Linked DNA regions of Homo sapiens: region 2 is linked to region 1. Evidence: chromatin loops called from intact Hi-C (ENCODE). Cell type or tissue: ascending aorta. All regions are shown on one strand.

Region 1 (8,000 bases):
CCAGCGCACTTCACATGGCAGGGAACAGGCTGCCTTCCCAGGAGGCCGAGCTGCAGTAGAAGGAGCATGAGTTTAGGAATCAGGCCAATTTGAGCGGGAAGCCCAGGCAGCCGTTTACCAGGTGTGGGTCCATCATATACCCTCTGACTCTGTTTCCTCATCTGTGAAGTGAACATCACAGCATCTAACTCTCAGGGCTGTGGGTAGGATAATTATTTTATACAGTGCCTTTTGCTAGGAAATTTTTTGTTGTGTTGAGTCAAAATCTGATCCCTTAACCAGTGAACTCCGGCCCCGGTTCTGCCTCTGCCTGGGGCAGCAAAACAGTGATTAGGAATATGGGCACGGGGGTCATCCCACCTGGGTCTGAATCGCACTGTCTGCTCCTGGTCAGGATGGCCGGGGGGAGGATCCTTAATGCCCCCGCGGTTGGCTTGCTATGCTTATCTGTAAATGAGCTACTGATAATATCAACTTCATAGTTTTGTTGTGGGGATAAATGAGCCGGTGCATGCAAACTCAAGTAGCTGTTATTATTTCAGTTGGCAGCTCCTCAGGTACCTGAGCCTGCTTTCCATACCTTCTGGGTCATCCCGTATTTCTTCAGGGTAAGCAACCTCACATTTCTCCAGCATTCTGTAGATGTCAAGCTTTCTGCAATCCTCCCCCGTCTAGCTGTCCTCTTGAGAATCTCCTTCAGGAGCTCTGGTTAAGAGATAAAGAAACAGTGAGGGCATTCGAGTTCATTATCCCAGCCACGATGGCATTCTAGATGTCTCCACAGACATTCAGGATCTGCCCAGGGTCCCACATCTGTCTCTTCTCCACATCTTACCCTGCCTTCTCCAGGTGATGGTGATTTCGTGATCCCAGTCACCTGCCCCCACCCTCACCTTATCTGACCCTGGCTCCTGGGCCACCCACTTGCCACTTGGAATATTTATTGTCTAACTGATTTTCCAGTATTAAGGATTTTACAGGTTTACACTGGAATTAGAAGTTCATCTGAACTGCCTGTGATGTCCCTGCTGGTTTCCCAATGGCCAGGCACTGCAGAGATGTATAAGATACGAGAATACAGTCACCTAAAGACATGGGAAGTTTTGTAAGCAATGTCTCCCGAGATTCCCCATTCTAAATATGGCAAGGAGTGTTTTAAGTACTTCATGCTTGAAGCTTTTCATGCATTTCCATCGTTGCAGTTGGACCAGTTTTAAAATATATATATCATAAATAATCTTCAGAACATTTTAATGTACTACCGATGGTATTAAAAGTCAAAGCTTTCACAAAATTTAATTTACTTCTCCCTGTAACTTAAGAACAGTTTTAAAATGTGCATGGCTCCTGCTAAATTTAACAGCTTCCCCTTTTGCCTTCTCGACTGGAGGCTGCAACAACCTGAGCCAGGAGGTCTGGCGACTACAATGTTTGAGTGAAGCTGTGAGATCCATGCCTGTACTGGAAGCTCCTGACAGCCTCTGCAGGGCCTTGGTGCCAGGCTCCGGGGGTGGTGGGGGAGTGGGCTTTCCTTCTTAGAAAGCCTCTAGGCTTTGCAGGTTCAGGAAGAAGCTCACCAGCTGGGTCCAGCCACTGAAAGGAACCCTGAGCCTCAGTTTGCAGCCCAGAGATGCTCCGGGGTCTCGCCCAGTGCATATTCCTGGAGAGCTACAACATCAGGGCATCAGATCCACAGAAGATACATGTGCTTCACTATACACCAGGTGTGTATTGAAACTAAAGCAGAGTAATACTATTTTTTCTTTTTTTTTTTTTTTTTTGAGACGGAGTCTCACTCTGTCCCCCCGGTTGGAGTGCAGTGATGCAATCTCGGTTCACTGCAACCTCTGCCTCCCAAGTTTAAGCGATTTGTACTTCAGCCTCCCGAGTAGCTGGTGGCACGTGCCACCATGCCTGGCTAATTTTTTGTGTCTTTTAGTAGAGAAGGGGTTTCACCATGTCGGCCAACTCCTGACCTCAGGTGATCTGCCTGCTTTGGCCTCCTGAAGTGCTGGGATTACAGGTGTGAGCCACTGAGCCCTGCCAAGACTCTCATTTCCTAACTCTTGATTACCAGCGTGTCTCTAATGTACATTTTACTGATTCATTCCTCTAAAAATATTGTTGCTTTTACTCAATATGGTAAAAGTTTCTATTATAGGGTAAGAAGAATAGCACAAAATATTCACCAGGCATGGAGGATATCATTGCAGTTCAAGAAAGAAATCATAAGTAGTAATTAAGGGGCTTGGTACCCATAGAGTCATCTCATCATCACTGTAATAAATCATTCTTATATTTATTTATTGGAGCCTGAGGATGTTAAACCCTTACTTTTGTATGACCATTCATAGCTTATTGGTGCTTTCATCTTTATAGAAACACATTAGAGTCTGGCTGCCTCAGGGCCCATTCCCTAGTCACTTCCAGCCAGACATCCATGTATCAAAGCTCTAGCCAATCAACATGTAGTGGACGTCTGCTAAGTAGGGCTTCCAAGGATGTTTTCTGTTTAGAATAAAAAGGGGGAAATGTGGCTAGCCACATTTGACCACTATCCCTTCTTCTGGAACATGGATGTAAAGCTGGAGACAGTGTAGCCATCTCGTGACCACGAAGCAGTGATGAGGAAGACAAGAAGCAACTCACGGAAGGACCCATGCCCCCTTTCTCTTTCCACTCCGCTGTCCTGAGGCTTCTTCTTCTTCCTCTTCTTTTCAAGTTGCGTAAAGTGGATACTTAGATCCCTGAAGTCAGACCTTTCTTCTTTTCTAGTGTAAGTGCTTGATGCCATCAGTATCCCCAGGCACTGCTTTAGGCTCATCTCCCCATTTTTATGTTGGGTCTTCATTTTCTTTCATGACAAAATATCTTCTAATTCCCTTTGCATTTTCTCCTTTCACCCATGGATTATTTATAAGTGTGTTGTTAAGTTCTAACTCTTTGGCGATTTTCCAGATAACTTTCTGTTACTGATTTCTGATTTAATTCTGCGGTGGCCAGAAAACATACTCTGCATGATTTCAATCCTTTTAAATTTATTGAGATTTGTTTTATGGCCCAGAATATCTTGGCATATGTTCTGTGTGCACTTAAAAAGAATTTGTATTTTGCTGTTGTTGGGTGGAGTGTTCTGTAAATATCAATTAGGTCAAGCTGGTTGATAGTCCCGTTCAAGTCTTCTGTTTACTGATTTTCTAAGTTTTAAAGACATTTTAAAAAATGAAAAACGAAATGTTTATATATTTACTCACATATTGACCATTTCTGCTGTTCTTTATCCCCTGTGTACATTCAGCTTTTGGTTTGGCATCTTCCTTCTCCCTGAAGGCATGTCCTTAATACTTCTTGAAGTGCTGGCCTGATGGTTTAAATTCCACCCAGTGCCCTATGCATGAGCGCTGGTAGGAGCACACCCTCTTCCTGGCCTTGTGTGGGCTGTCAGGATTATGTTGCCTCCTCCTGTTATTTCCTGGCCTTGGTAGTTTCCTTACCTGTATGCACAGATCAACACTCAGCAAAAGACCCTGAAGCTCTGTCTGCCACAGCTGCCTCTTCTGTGGCATTTTTCTCCACTAGCTTTAGCCTCCTGGGCCTCCGCAGACTCTAAACTCTGGCTTGTTAACTCAGCAAGCCCACTGGGATCTGTCTGGCTTCCCTCAGCCTGGATTGGGAACTCTTTCAAGGCAGCGAGCTGGACACTCTTTTGTTTTCCTTCACCCAGGAATCACTGTCCCGTGCTGCCGGTGGTCCAGTGTCAGAAATCGCTGCTTCACATATTTTGTCTGGTTTTCAAGCTGTTTAAGGTGGGGGAATAAATCTGATTCCTGTTACTGTATCATGGCTGAAAGCAAAAGTCCTCTTCACCTACTTAAAAAAACTTAATTGTAGCAAAATATACATGTATTAGTTTGTTTTCACACTGCTATAAATAACTACCTGAGACTGGGTAATTTATAAAGAGAAGAGGTAGAATTGACTCACAGTCCTGCATGGCTGGGGAGGCCTCAGGAAAGTTACAATCATGGCAGAAGGGTGAAGGGGAAGAAGGCATGTCTTACATGGCATCAGGAGAGAGAGAGCAGAGGGGAAGAACTGCACACTTACCAAACAACCAGATTTCGTGAGAATTCTATCATGAAAGCAGCAAGAGGGAAATTCACCCCTTAATTCAATCACCTCCCACTAGGCCACTGCCACAACACATGGGGATTACAACTTGAGATGACATTTGGGAGGGGACCAGAGCCAAACCATATCAATACATAACATAAAATTTAGCATCTTCTCCATTTTAAGTCTCCCGTTCAGTAAGAAGTATTATGCACATTAACATTTCTGCACACTCATCACCATCATGCATTTCCAGAACATTTCCAGCTTGCTCAACTGGAAGCTCTTTCCCCATCAAACAATGATTCTCATTCTCCCCTTCCCCAGCCCCTGGCACCCACCATTGTACTTCCTGTCTCCTTGAATTCTACTACTCTAGAGGCCTCATATAAGTGGAGACACACAGTGTCTGCCCTTTTGTGTGTGACTTATCTCAGCATAATGTCTTTGAGGCTATCCATATTGTAGTATGTGTTGGAATTTCCTTCTTTTTTAAGGTAAAATAATATGACCTTATATGTATAGACCATATTATGTCTTTCCTTTCATGTGACGGACACTTGGGCTGCTCCCCCTTGTGGCTGTTATGAACAGTGCTCCCATTTGCCACGTTCTTCTTAATGTTCAACAACTTTGTTAAAATTATTTAAATGCAATGATAGTCATCTCACCATGTAGTTCAACTTGTTTTTACAGCTGTGTGTGTGTGTGTGTGTGTTATAATGGGAAGAAGATGAAATAAATGGTTATAGTTAATTTGGGAACTTTGATCAAATCCCCTTTCTTTCCATATTCCTTTCCTTTTTTCTTTTCTTAAATTTCCCTTTTCTTATCTTTTCTCTCATCTTTTACTCTTCTCTTTGCTCTTTCTTTTCTCTCACTCTTTTCTTCTCCTTTCCTTTTCTGCTCTTATTCCATTTCTTGCCCTCCTTTCCTTCCATGTGTGCACAGTACACTGACCCAGGAAGCCGCCGTGTGCACACACACCCCAATCAACATGACTGAGGTGCTACGGTATTAGCATGAAGCAACTCATATTCCAGGGGCAGAGAGAAGATGTGAACATCCATGAATGTAACCTGAGTTGAAGTGGCCTGAATAGAAGAACAGAAGTGCAGATACGGTGCTTTAATTACTCAGTGACAGAGGTTATTTTTGGTTAGGGAGAATCTGGAAAGTCTTCATTGTAGGGCCGACAGTTGACCTGAAACCTGAGAGTCGGGCACAGTTGGGGTTTCCAACAGGTGCAAAGATTTTCTAGGTTACAGAACCACTAGAGCAAAAAGCGCAGACATGGGACAAGCCTGCTGTCCGGTACAATGTCACATCATGATGCCATTCAGACCTCTTTTCCCAAAGATTCTAACTAGCTTTTTTAAACTTTACAGTGATATACAGAAAATGATAAATACAAGTCATCATTAAAATGGAACAATGAAAATTACTCACTTTTCATGCACTTTGCCCTTTTCTGATTGGTTTTAGACTCGGTACATTGCAAATATTTTTCCAATTTTATCATTTGTCTTTTGTGTTTTACATCCTGTTGTCCTTAAGGAAATAACTGCAACAAAAGAGCAGCATCTCAGGAATTCTCACTGATGAAAATGAGTCATCCGAATTAACAAAAAGTTTGAATTACTAACTTATTAATAGAATTTTGGTTTTATTATGTCACGCCCCTTGTGTCATCCTTGATTGCCAAACTAAGTCTTAGTAATTAGAGCTCGTTGGGAACGTGTTTTAATAAATAGATGGTGATTGTTTCATTTTTAAGTGCCAAGAAGTTCATTCTTTACTAGGCTAAATTCATCTGTAACATCTTATGTTGTTAATCAGTTTAAGGAAATATTTTACCTTTAAATAAATGTATTTTTAGCCTAATTTGTAAACAAATTATCATAAATTCTAAGTTAATGGTTTCCCAATTCTATAGTAAGGTGAAACAGTCCATATCTACCTCATTTTATTATCGTATCAGCTCAATTTTAGGCCTCCTTTTGGTTTCCATTTAAGTCATGAGAAATTTACTAAAATATCATATTTCCTGTGATCCTGTCAGTCTTACTGGTGACTTTAAGTGAAACAATGTGTGAGAATTGTCTTTGGAAAGCAAAGTTGTTCACCCTCCCTGATCTGCTGTTGAGGAACCTCCATGCTCTTCTTAATATATGAGTATGTATCACCCTCAGTCTCCCTACAGAAATATTGCGCTTTAACACTTCCACTTTTTCCATGACACATCTGTCCTTGCCCCTCCTTGGCTTGGAGTTCTTTCATATCTCCCCATCATCTACAGGCTAAAGTCTGTTTGAGAGCAGAACTTTGTAGCCAAAAGGCCCATTTAAATCCTATGTCTACCACGTGAGATGCAACTTACAGGATAATCACTCATTTTCTCTCGGCATCAGCTTCCTTGTCTAGGAAGGGGGAGCAGTGTGGCTGCCCTACAGCATTGGTGGGAAGACTAATGAGAAAAGGCTCAGAAAGTCCTCAGCTGTCCCCGGGTGCAGAGTGGGCCCTCCCGAGGTGGCACACTGCCTTGACCTCCTGAGCAGTGGACAGGTTCCTCCTCCCTCCCAGGCCTGCTCAGCCAGGTCCAAGCTGCACCAGCTCCACAGGCACGCCTGCCACGCAGCCCCGTGGAAGCACCTCCTCTGTCGGCCATCAGCATGTGGGCCATGCTGCATCTCTCTCCCCAGATGTCCTTGCCCACCCTCAGATATCTCCACGCATCCCTGAAGGCTGACACTCCTCTATAGGGGGCGTTACCAGGCCCCTGCCACCCCAGGCACACTGAGAAGTGCTTTGTCCCTGCTTCCCGGACCTGGCACACAGCTCTGCTGCAGGCATTGTGTGGAAATCACAGTTCTTACCTCACACATTCCCTTGACCGCATGCATTTTAAAGCATTTGAATGAATTTTTAAAAATTCTAACTGTGAAATATTTCAGCCATGTGGAAAGCTGTAATCGGATACCAGTGTATGACACTAACATTTAACAAATACGAACATTTTAAAGAGAAAGCAGTTTTACAAAAAAACCTAACCCTCCTCCCAGTTTCCTCTTTGCTGAAGAAACCATGAACCTGAAGTTGGTGCTACTCCTTCTAATCTGTGTCTTTATATTTTATTACATATTTTCATCCCCATAATTCTCTGGAATAGCATTTGTATATTTTTAAAATTTACATAAATATTTTCACCTTTAAAGTGGTTCCCCTCAAATATTTAACACGCGTAATTGAACAGAGTCTAAAATTTACCAACATGTTCTGCCTGAACAGGCTTCAATTTCTCTTGCATCGTTCATGTTTTGTGGTCCGCTGTTTAGGTTTTATCTGGTTTTTCATCCCCAGGTTGGTTATAATAACAACACAACGTCATTTTTTCCTGTTTGGTGCTGATTTAGCCTTTCCAGTGTGTTTAACTCATCATTGCTTCTCTCGTCCTGCCCATCCTTCTTGGCTTCATATCCTTATAGAATTTCTCCTTCAGAAATCATTTCCCACTGGAAGGCTGGAAATAGCTTTATTTACCCTCCCTCTCTTTTTCTCCCACCTTTATTTTGGAAGATTTCAACCTGCAGAAATGTAAGGTGAATTAACTGAATACCTGACACCCTTCACCTAGATTCACCCACCATGAGCATTTGGCCGCTTCGAGTCCCCTCTCTCCCCCTCTCCATTTCCCTCCCCTCTTTCCCTCTTTGCATGCTCTGTCACACACTCGTTTTAGACTGACACATTTGCAGATTTGTTGCAGACATTCCTCCCTAATACTCCAGCGATCTTCAACATAACCACCATAAAATCATTGCTCTTGAAAATTTCGCATTGATTTATGTGTAGTTCTGTTATCTAATATATCATTCAAATTCAAATGT
Region 2 (8,000 bases), 1.0 Mb before region 1:
GAACAACCGGCCCTTGCTGTCAAGGCGTGAGGATTAGATGCAGAATAATGCAGTCCCCGATCAAACCTGCAGCTGTAACTCAGGCCCCAGACGCTGCCAGTGCCATAAATTTGGGGGGAAAGTGCAGCTCTAGCAGTTTGCGAACAAGAGCGGGGGAGGCTGAGTGAATTACAGCCCAGAGGAAGCGAAGGCCCCCTGCCTGGCATTGTTAGCCCCAGCCAGGGACTGATTGCTCACTGCCTTTAATGAAATTGAATTTTAATTTATATCCCAACCCAAGGTGGGGGACAAGGGTGTGCCCGGGCAGAGGTGGGCTCAGCCCCAGGATGGGGGCTCCTTCTGCAAGAGGAGCTTGCAGCCAAGTCCTACAGGAGAAAAAGATGGGCGCCCGGGGAGCTTCTCCAGCCCAAAGTTTCGAGGTCCTGCCAGTGCGGGCTCTGGGCAGGGTGCGGCCCCCGTTTGGCAATTCCTGCCTTGCTTAGGTGCAAGCCCCTAGAGGGCTCAGCGAAGGGGAGTCCCCGTCTCTTCCTTGTGAGAACTGGGAGCTCTGCCAGGTTGCAGGGGGAAGCCTGGGGAGAGGGGGAGCGTAATGATTTGTGGGGTTCGTTGGGAGCCCCCAGCTCCTTCACCTCTCCAAGGTTCCCAGATGACACATGATAACCCGCTGCACCCGATTTCCATATATCGCATGGGGCTTTTGAGGCCTTGCCAAGTGCCAGGTGAGGCTCCACGGGCACCCGTGTGGCCTTTGCCTCCTGTCTGTGTGCACCTGCTCTGGGTGGTCGAGGAGGGGCCATACCTCGGGGGCAGGCTGGCCTGGCTGCCAATCCCACCTGCACATTTCCTGGCCTTGGAAAACCACTTCCCGCCTCTGAGCCTCAGTTTCTACATCTGCAAACTGGAGATGAGGAGCACACCTCCGCCCAGAGCATCTGAAGGGGGACAGGAAGTTTGCAGGAGCTGCGGTTCTGCAGCGGCGCTTTTCCAGACCCTGCTCCGAGCTCATGGTTCAATGTGCTGGCGGCCAGCTGGGGGTGGGGGGTGATGGCCATCAGGACGCCACCCCCGTGGCCACGGCAGAACAGTGGTCTCCTTACGGCCCAGTGAGGAGGGGCCTCACAGAGGGGCTGGCAGGCGTGAGGGCATCCTGGGAACAGGGTTCCCGTGCAAGGGTTGCGCCTGCCGGTACAGGGGCTGGGAGGGCCAGGGCCTCCCTTGCGGCTGAACAGACGGGCTCAGGAGGCAGGCAGGTGGGGGCTGCAGGCCTCCCCCGACTTGCCTGGGAGCCTGGGAACAACATCTAGGGCTTGTTCTCTGCCTTCCTCACTGTGGTGGCCCCAGCAGGGCCCCTGGACATGCATCTGGACCCTGTAGTGGCTTCCTCTGTGGCCCTGAATGCCTGGTCTCCTTTGCAGGCCACAGGTCCCCCGTTAGTAAAGTGGGGAGTTGTCCTGGCTCCTGAGGACCTGTGGATGCCTCCCTACCCTGTGCTCTCCCCATTGTGCCACCCACACGCACCCATGAGCCCCAGAATCCACGTGTGGGGCCACGGCTCTCAGGGCTTTCGGGCCAGTCCTGCTCCCAGCCCTGCCAGTGTGCACCGTGGCAGGGCCTGTGGCGGGGGATGGAAGGCAGCTGCCTCCCTCAGTGACTTAGGACAGGTTGATCAGGCTGCGGCTGATGAGTGAGGCATAAATCCATTGGCTGCTGGTGGAAATTATTTTCTGCTGGTGGAGCTGTCAAGTGAAGCCATCGGTTTAGACACAGGGTGTGTGTGTGTAGGAGAGAGACTGGGGGAAAGAGAGACTTCCACACTGACTGTGCTGGGGGCGCCTTTGGAACCCAGGAGACATCTTTAGCTCCTACCTTTCGATTTTCAGGTGGAGAGACTACTCAGGCCCAGAAAAGGACAGGCACTCGGTTGAGGTCACACAGCAAGGGAGTCGGGAAGTTGGAAGGAGGAGGATGTGGAAGACGCAGTTTGCTCCTGGGTCCTCAGAAAGGAGGCTGGGTGTCAAATTCTACCCTTAGGAATTTTAGTGAGCAGGCGGTGCCTTTGTGCATAGAAAAAGATGCCCCATCCTCTGGGTGGCCCGGCCCAGCACCAGGGCGTGTGGCCAGTGAGCAGGCACAGGCCGGGCTCAGCCCACCTGGACCCCTGACTGCATGCAAAGGGTTCCAACTGGCACCAATGTGCCATTCCTGACCCCGCCTTAAACAAACGGATTATAAAAGGAAATTTTATAGCCATAATTTATGGGCAGCCAGCAGTGCTTGCCAAACATAGACGATAACACAAAAATAAATATGTCTCCAATACATTTTATACTCTTTTTTTTTTACCCCCCAGAGACAGGGTCTCTCCCCACGGTCCAGGCTGGAGTGTACTGGTGCAATTATAACTCACAGCAGCCTCCTGCTCCTGGGCTCAAGCGATCCTCCCACATCGGCCTCCTGAGTAGCTGAGACTACAGGCATGCACCACATGCCTCACTGATCTTTTTGTATTTTTGTAGAGATGGGGTTTCACAGGCTGGTCTGGAACTCCTGGGCTCAAGCGATCCTCCCACCTCGGCCTCCCAAAGTGCTGGGATTATGGGTGTGAGCCACTGCGCCCAGCCCTATCTTATATTATTATAATATTTATGATATAAATATGTATATATGACATAGATGCATATATGGATATACATACTTTTTTTTTTTTTTGAGACGGAGTCTCGCTTTGTTGCCCAGGCTGGAGTGCAGTGGCGTGATGTCCACTCACTGCAAGCTCCGCCCCCCGGGGTTCAGGCCATTCTCCTGCCTCAGCCTCCCGAGTAGCTGGGACTACAGGCGCCCGCCACCACGCCTGGCTAATTTTTTTGTATTTTTAGTAGAGGCAGGGTTTCACCGTGTTCACCAGGATGGTCTCAATTTCCTGACCTCGTGATCCGCCTGCCTCAGCCTCCCAAAGTGCTGGGATTACAGGCATGAGCTACCGTGCCTGGCCAGATATACATACTTTATATTTGTATAATATTATCGTAAAAGGTTTGTAATCCCAGCACTTTGGGAGGTCAAGGCAGAAGGATCGCTTGAGCCCAGGAGTTCATGAGCAGCCTGGGCAACACAGTGAGACCCTATCTCAAAAAAAAAAAAAAGTGCAAACCTGAAGTGCAAGCAAACCTGCTTATGAGGATTAATTGATCAAGTTGCTCTCCTGAGGTTTGGGGAAGGAATGGAGGATAGCTGAGTTTTGATGGGGACTGTGGCTGGGGGTCAGGGCTGGGCAGGTGCCATGAGGTAGGGTGCTGGTAGCAGGTGGCAGGGGATGGGATGGAACAAGGTCTGGCTAAGCACCAGGCACTGGGCTCAATGCCCTGCAAGTAGCTTCCCTGCAGTCCTGAAGGGGGGCTTGATATCCTCACTTTATTTTACCTTTGTATCTTTTTTTTGGAGACAGAGTCTCACTCTGTCACCCAGGCTGGAGTGCAGTGGTTCAATCTCTGCTCACTGCAACCTCCAACTTCTGGGCTGGAGCGATTCTCCTGCCTCAGCCTCCCGAGTGGCTGGAATTACAGGTGCACACCACCACGCCTAATTTTTGTATTTTTAGTAGAGATGGGGTCTCACCATGTTGCCCAGGCTGGTCTGGAACTCCTGACCTCAGGTGATCCACCTGCCTTGGCCTCCCAAAGTGCTGGGATTACAGGCGTGAGCCACCGTGCCTGGCTGTATCTTCTTCTTTTAAAATAATTCAAACATACAGAACACTGCAGAGTAGCAGAATGAACCTGCCAGGTACCTGCCTTCTAGCCCTATCTGGTCCCAATATGCAGGTATTTTCTTGGTATCTTGTGAAGAAACAGACCATGATAGATGTTACTGAAGCCCCACTCCCAACTTGCTCCAACCCAGCCCTCTCCCCTTCTCTGTCTCCTGAAGAAGAGCCACCTTCTCAGTTGATTATCCATTTTTCCATTGCAGGAATTTATACTGTTATTGCATATGTACATAACCATAAATAATATATGCAGTATTGTTTTTCAATTTCATAGATCTGTGCCCATTTTATAGTTGGAAACCCTGCGGCCCAGGGGACTGAGCCACTTGCTCACGTGCACATGGTTGTGAGTGGTGGAGCTGGGCTCAGACCCTGGGATCCTCCCTCCGGAGTCCCTCTCACGGGGGAATTCAGTGACCGTGGGTGGGGGTGCCCTGGAGATACATTTCTTCTCCACAAAGGCTGCCCTGGCTCAGGGATAAAGACACGTGGATTTATTGGAATGGCTTTTAGGGCCTGGGGACCTGCTGGGTGGTGCCAGGTCTCAGGGGCTCCGGGTCACATGGGGCGGGAGGGAAGAATGTGCAAGGGGCCTGCCCCTTGACTCCATGTTCTTTTGCAGAAAGGAAATCAATACCTTCCTGCTCCAGCAGGCTGGGGCACGAAGCTGTGGCCTGTGAGGTGACTGGAGCTGGGAGGCACCTTCTCTGCAGAGCAGGGAAAGGCTTAATCCTGGGAGACTTATGTCACCAAGGATGGCAGAACTCTGGGTGAGGGGAAGGGGGTCCTGGTCACCCCTCCTTGTTGCGCTGGCTGAAAAGTGGGGTAGTGGGCCTGAGAGGGAGGGTCTGCCAGGGGCCTGGGTTTGCCCATCTGGCTTTGGGCCTGTCTGGGGGGATGTGAAGAGGGTGGGGTGCAGCTGGGGGACATCTGGCAGTCATAGCCTGCAGGGAACAAGGCCACCAGGGGGGCCAGGGTGGAGAGGACAGTCGGGGTGGGGTCTCTGTGCATGTGCGTGGGACCACAGTGAGGGTCCGGTACCCACGTGTGCCCCACCATGGACCTGACACCCCCCCACCCCACCGTGCACAGACATGTGTGTGCACACATGTGTGTACACCTCTCCACATACACACACACACACACACACACACACACACACGGAGCCAAACACACACGTGCACACACAGAGCGCAGTGGAGTCCTTCCCACAGCTAGGGGGTGCTAGAAGTCTTCCCAGCAGAAATTCATTGGCTGAAACCGACGGACACACACTCACACAGAGGAAAAAAAAGGAAGAAGGAAAAAGAAAAGAAAATCCCTCGAAAAATATAGCCGTTGATGGTAATTCAAGTCGACAACACCCGTAAATCCTGGAGGCTGATAACAACAATAGAATATGAACGGAGCGGTGCCAGATTAACCGAGATATTTGATGCTTTGCCACCCAGATCAATAAGCCGCACTGAGATTTTTCCCGACATTCGGACCCCGAGCTGGTCCCTGCTGTAGGTTTGTGGGTGTCGTGTTCACCTCCGTCCCAACTCATTCTTCTTTTTTTTTTTTTTTTGAGACAGAGTCTCACTCTGTCACCCAGGCTGGAGTGCAGTGGCACCATCTTGGCTCACTGCAACCTCCATCTCCTGGGTTCAAGTGATTCTCGTGTCTCAGCCTCCCGAGTAGCTGGGACTGCACGCACGCACCACCACGCCCAGATAATTATAGGCACACGCCCTGGGCCCAGCTGATCTTTGTATTTTTAGTAGAGACAGGGTTTCACCATGTTGGCTAGGCTGGTCTCAAACTCCTGACCGCAAGTGATTTGCCCACCTCAGCCTCCCAAGGCCGAGGGATTACAGGTGTGAGCCACTGCGCCCGGCCTCCAACCCCCTCTTCCAACTTCTCTGTGCAGCATTAGGAGCTGCCTAGGGGTGGGGGGTGAGAAATCACATTTCTGACGGCGATGCCCCTGGGTCTTAGCTGGCTGTTCTGTTCTTCAACGGTGACCCAAATTGCAGCAGGGAATTGGGCCTGCCAAGGTCTCTTTCTGCTGGGCCAGGAGCCCCACTGGGATCCCAGCCATGGCTGGGCTGCTGCCACCTCCCCTGCTTGGGTTCTGCTGCTCAGCCCCAGGAGGGACAACTGCAGCAAAGGGACCCCACCCTGTACCCCCAACCCTTGTGCATGGGGAGCCCGGACCAGCAGCAGCTGCCTTCAGATGGCTCCTGTTTGCAGTGTAGCTTCCCTCATTCTCATTCACCGCCAATGGCAAATGTGCGTGTCTGTGTAGTTGGTAATTTTATGCTGTCGGGGTCTCCAAGGACAGGGAAAGATGGGCTTTTTAATTTTAACTTTTAACAATTATTTTAGGCCAGGTGCAGTGGCTCATGCCTGTAATCATTGCACTTTGGGAGGCTGAGGCAGGTGGATCACCTGGGGTCAGGAGTTCCAGACCAGCCTGGCCTAAATAGAGAAACCCCGTCTCGACTAAAAATCAAAAAATTAGCTGGGCGTGATGATGCACACCTATAATCCCAGCTACTTGGGAGGCTGAGACAGAAGAATCGCTTAAACCTGCAAGGTGGAGGCTGCAGTGAGCCGAGATTGCACCATTGCACTCCAGCCTGGGCGACAGAAAGACTCGTCTGAAAAAAAAATTTTAGGTTCAGGGCACACACGTCCAGGTTTGTGACTTGGGTATATTGTGTAATGCTGAGGTTTGGGCTCCTACTGAACCCATCACCCAAATAGTGAACCCAATTGTAGGTAGTTTTTCAACCCTTCCCCCACTCGCTTCCTCCCACCTTTGGAATCACAGTGTCTATTGTTTCCATCTTTTTTTTTTTTTTTATTTTTTTTGAGATGGAGTCTCGCTCTGTCGTCCAGGCTGGAGTGCAGTGGCGCCATCTCGGCTCACTGCAACCTCCGCCTTCTGGGTTCATGCCATTCTCCTGCCTCAGCCTCCCGAGTAGCTGGGACTACAGGCGCCCTCCACCATGCCCGGCTAATTTTTTGTATTTTTAGTAGAGACAGGGTTTCACCATGTTAGCCAGGATGGTTTGAATCTCCTGACCTTGTGATCCTCCCGCCTCAGCCTCCCAAAGTGCTGGGATTACAGTATTGTTTCCATCTTTACGTCTGTGTGTACCCACTGTTTAGCTCCCACGTATAAGTGAGAACATGAAGTATTTGCTTTTTTGTTTTTGCATTAATTCACTTAGGATAATGACCTCCAGCTGCATCCATGTTGCTGCAAAGGACACGATATCATTTGTTTTGATGGCTGCATAGTATTCCATGGTGTATATGCACCACATTTTCTTTATCCAGTCCACTATTGATGGATGCTTAGTTTGACTCCATGTCTTAGCTATTGTGAATAGTGCTGCAATAAACATACCACTGCAGGTGTTTTTTTCGATTGAACGATTTATTTTCCCTTGGGTAGACACCCAGTAGTGGGACTGCTATATTGAATTGTAGATCTATTATTATTATTATTATTTTGTGTGTGTGTATTTTTAGTAGAGACGGGGTTTTGCCATGTTGACCAGGCTGATCTCGAACTCCTGACCTCAGGTGAACCACCGGCCTCGGCCTCCCAAAGTGCTGGGATTACAGGCGTGAACCACCGCACCTGGCCAATCTATTTTTGGTTCCTTGAGAAATCCCCAAACTGTTTTCCACAGGGGCTGAATTAATTTACATTCCCCTGGCAGTGTGTAAGCGTTCCTTCTTCTCTGCAGCCTTGCCCGCATCTGTATTTTGACTTTTTAGTAATGGCCATTCTGACTAGTGTGAGATGCTCTCTCATGGCAGTTTTGATTTGCATTTTTCTGACGATTCGTGACGTTGAGCGTTTTCTCATGTTTTTTCGCTGCTTGTACGTTTTCTTTGGAGAAGTGTCTGTTCATTTCCTTTGCTCACTTTTTAATGGAGTTTTTTTTTTTTTTTTCAAGAGAGTCTTGCTCTGTCGCCCAGGCTGGAGTGCAGTGGTGCACTCTTGGCTCACTGCAACCTCCACCTTCTGGGTTCAAATGATTCTCCTGCCTCAGCTTCCCAGGTAGCTGGGATTACAGGCGCCCGCCACCACGCCTGGCTAATTTTTAGTAGAGATAGGGTTTTGCTGTGTTGGCTGGGCTGGTCTTGAACTCCTCCTGGTCTGAAGCAATCTGCCCACCTCGGCCTCCCAAGTGCTGGGATTACAGGCGTGAGCCACCGCACCTGGCCTTGT

Evidence for each region. Peaks named below come from ENCODE experiments on the same cell type or tissue, not always from the same donor. Only the 100,000 strongest peaks of a DNase experiment are listed, where the experiment ranks them.
Region 2: it touches region 1 in a loop (6-fold over the local background); 26 of 110 quality-filtered maps call a loop at or near these places.

Annotation. Positions count from the first base shown.
Region 1 is chr7:3,892,936-3,900,935 of GRCh38, forward strand. All of the region lies in intron 5 of SDK1 (sidekick cell adhesion molecule 1), which reads left to right. Among named protein-coding and RNA genes, the nearest start is that of SDK1-AS1, 540 kb to the left of the region's middle. In ascending aorta, a CTCF peak has its summit at 4,704 (motif pointing left); a DNase peak (open chromatin) is centred at 4,693; H3K27ac peaks cover 955 bases.
Region 2 is chr7:2,882,187-2,890,186 of GRCh38, forward strand. No RefSeq gene overlaps it. Among named protein-coding and RNA genes, the nearest start is that of GNA12, 42 kb to the left of the region's middle. RefSeq lists a silencer at 5,026-5,085. In ascending aorta, a CTCF peak has its summit at 4,977; a DNase peak (open chromatin) is centred at 4,944.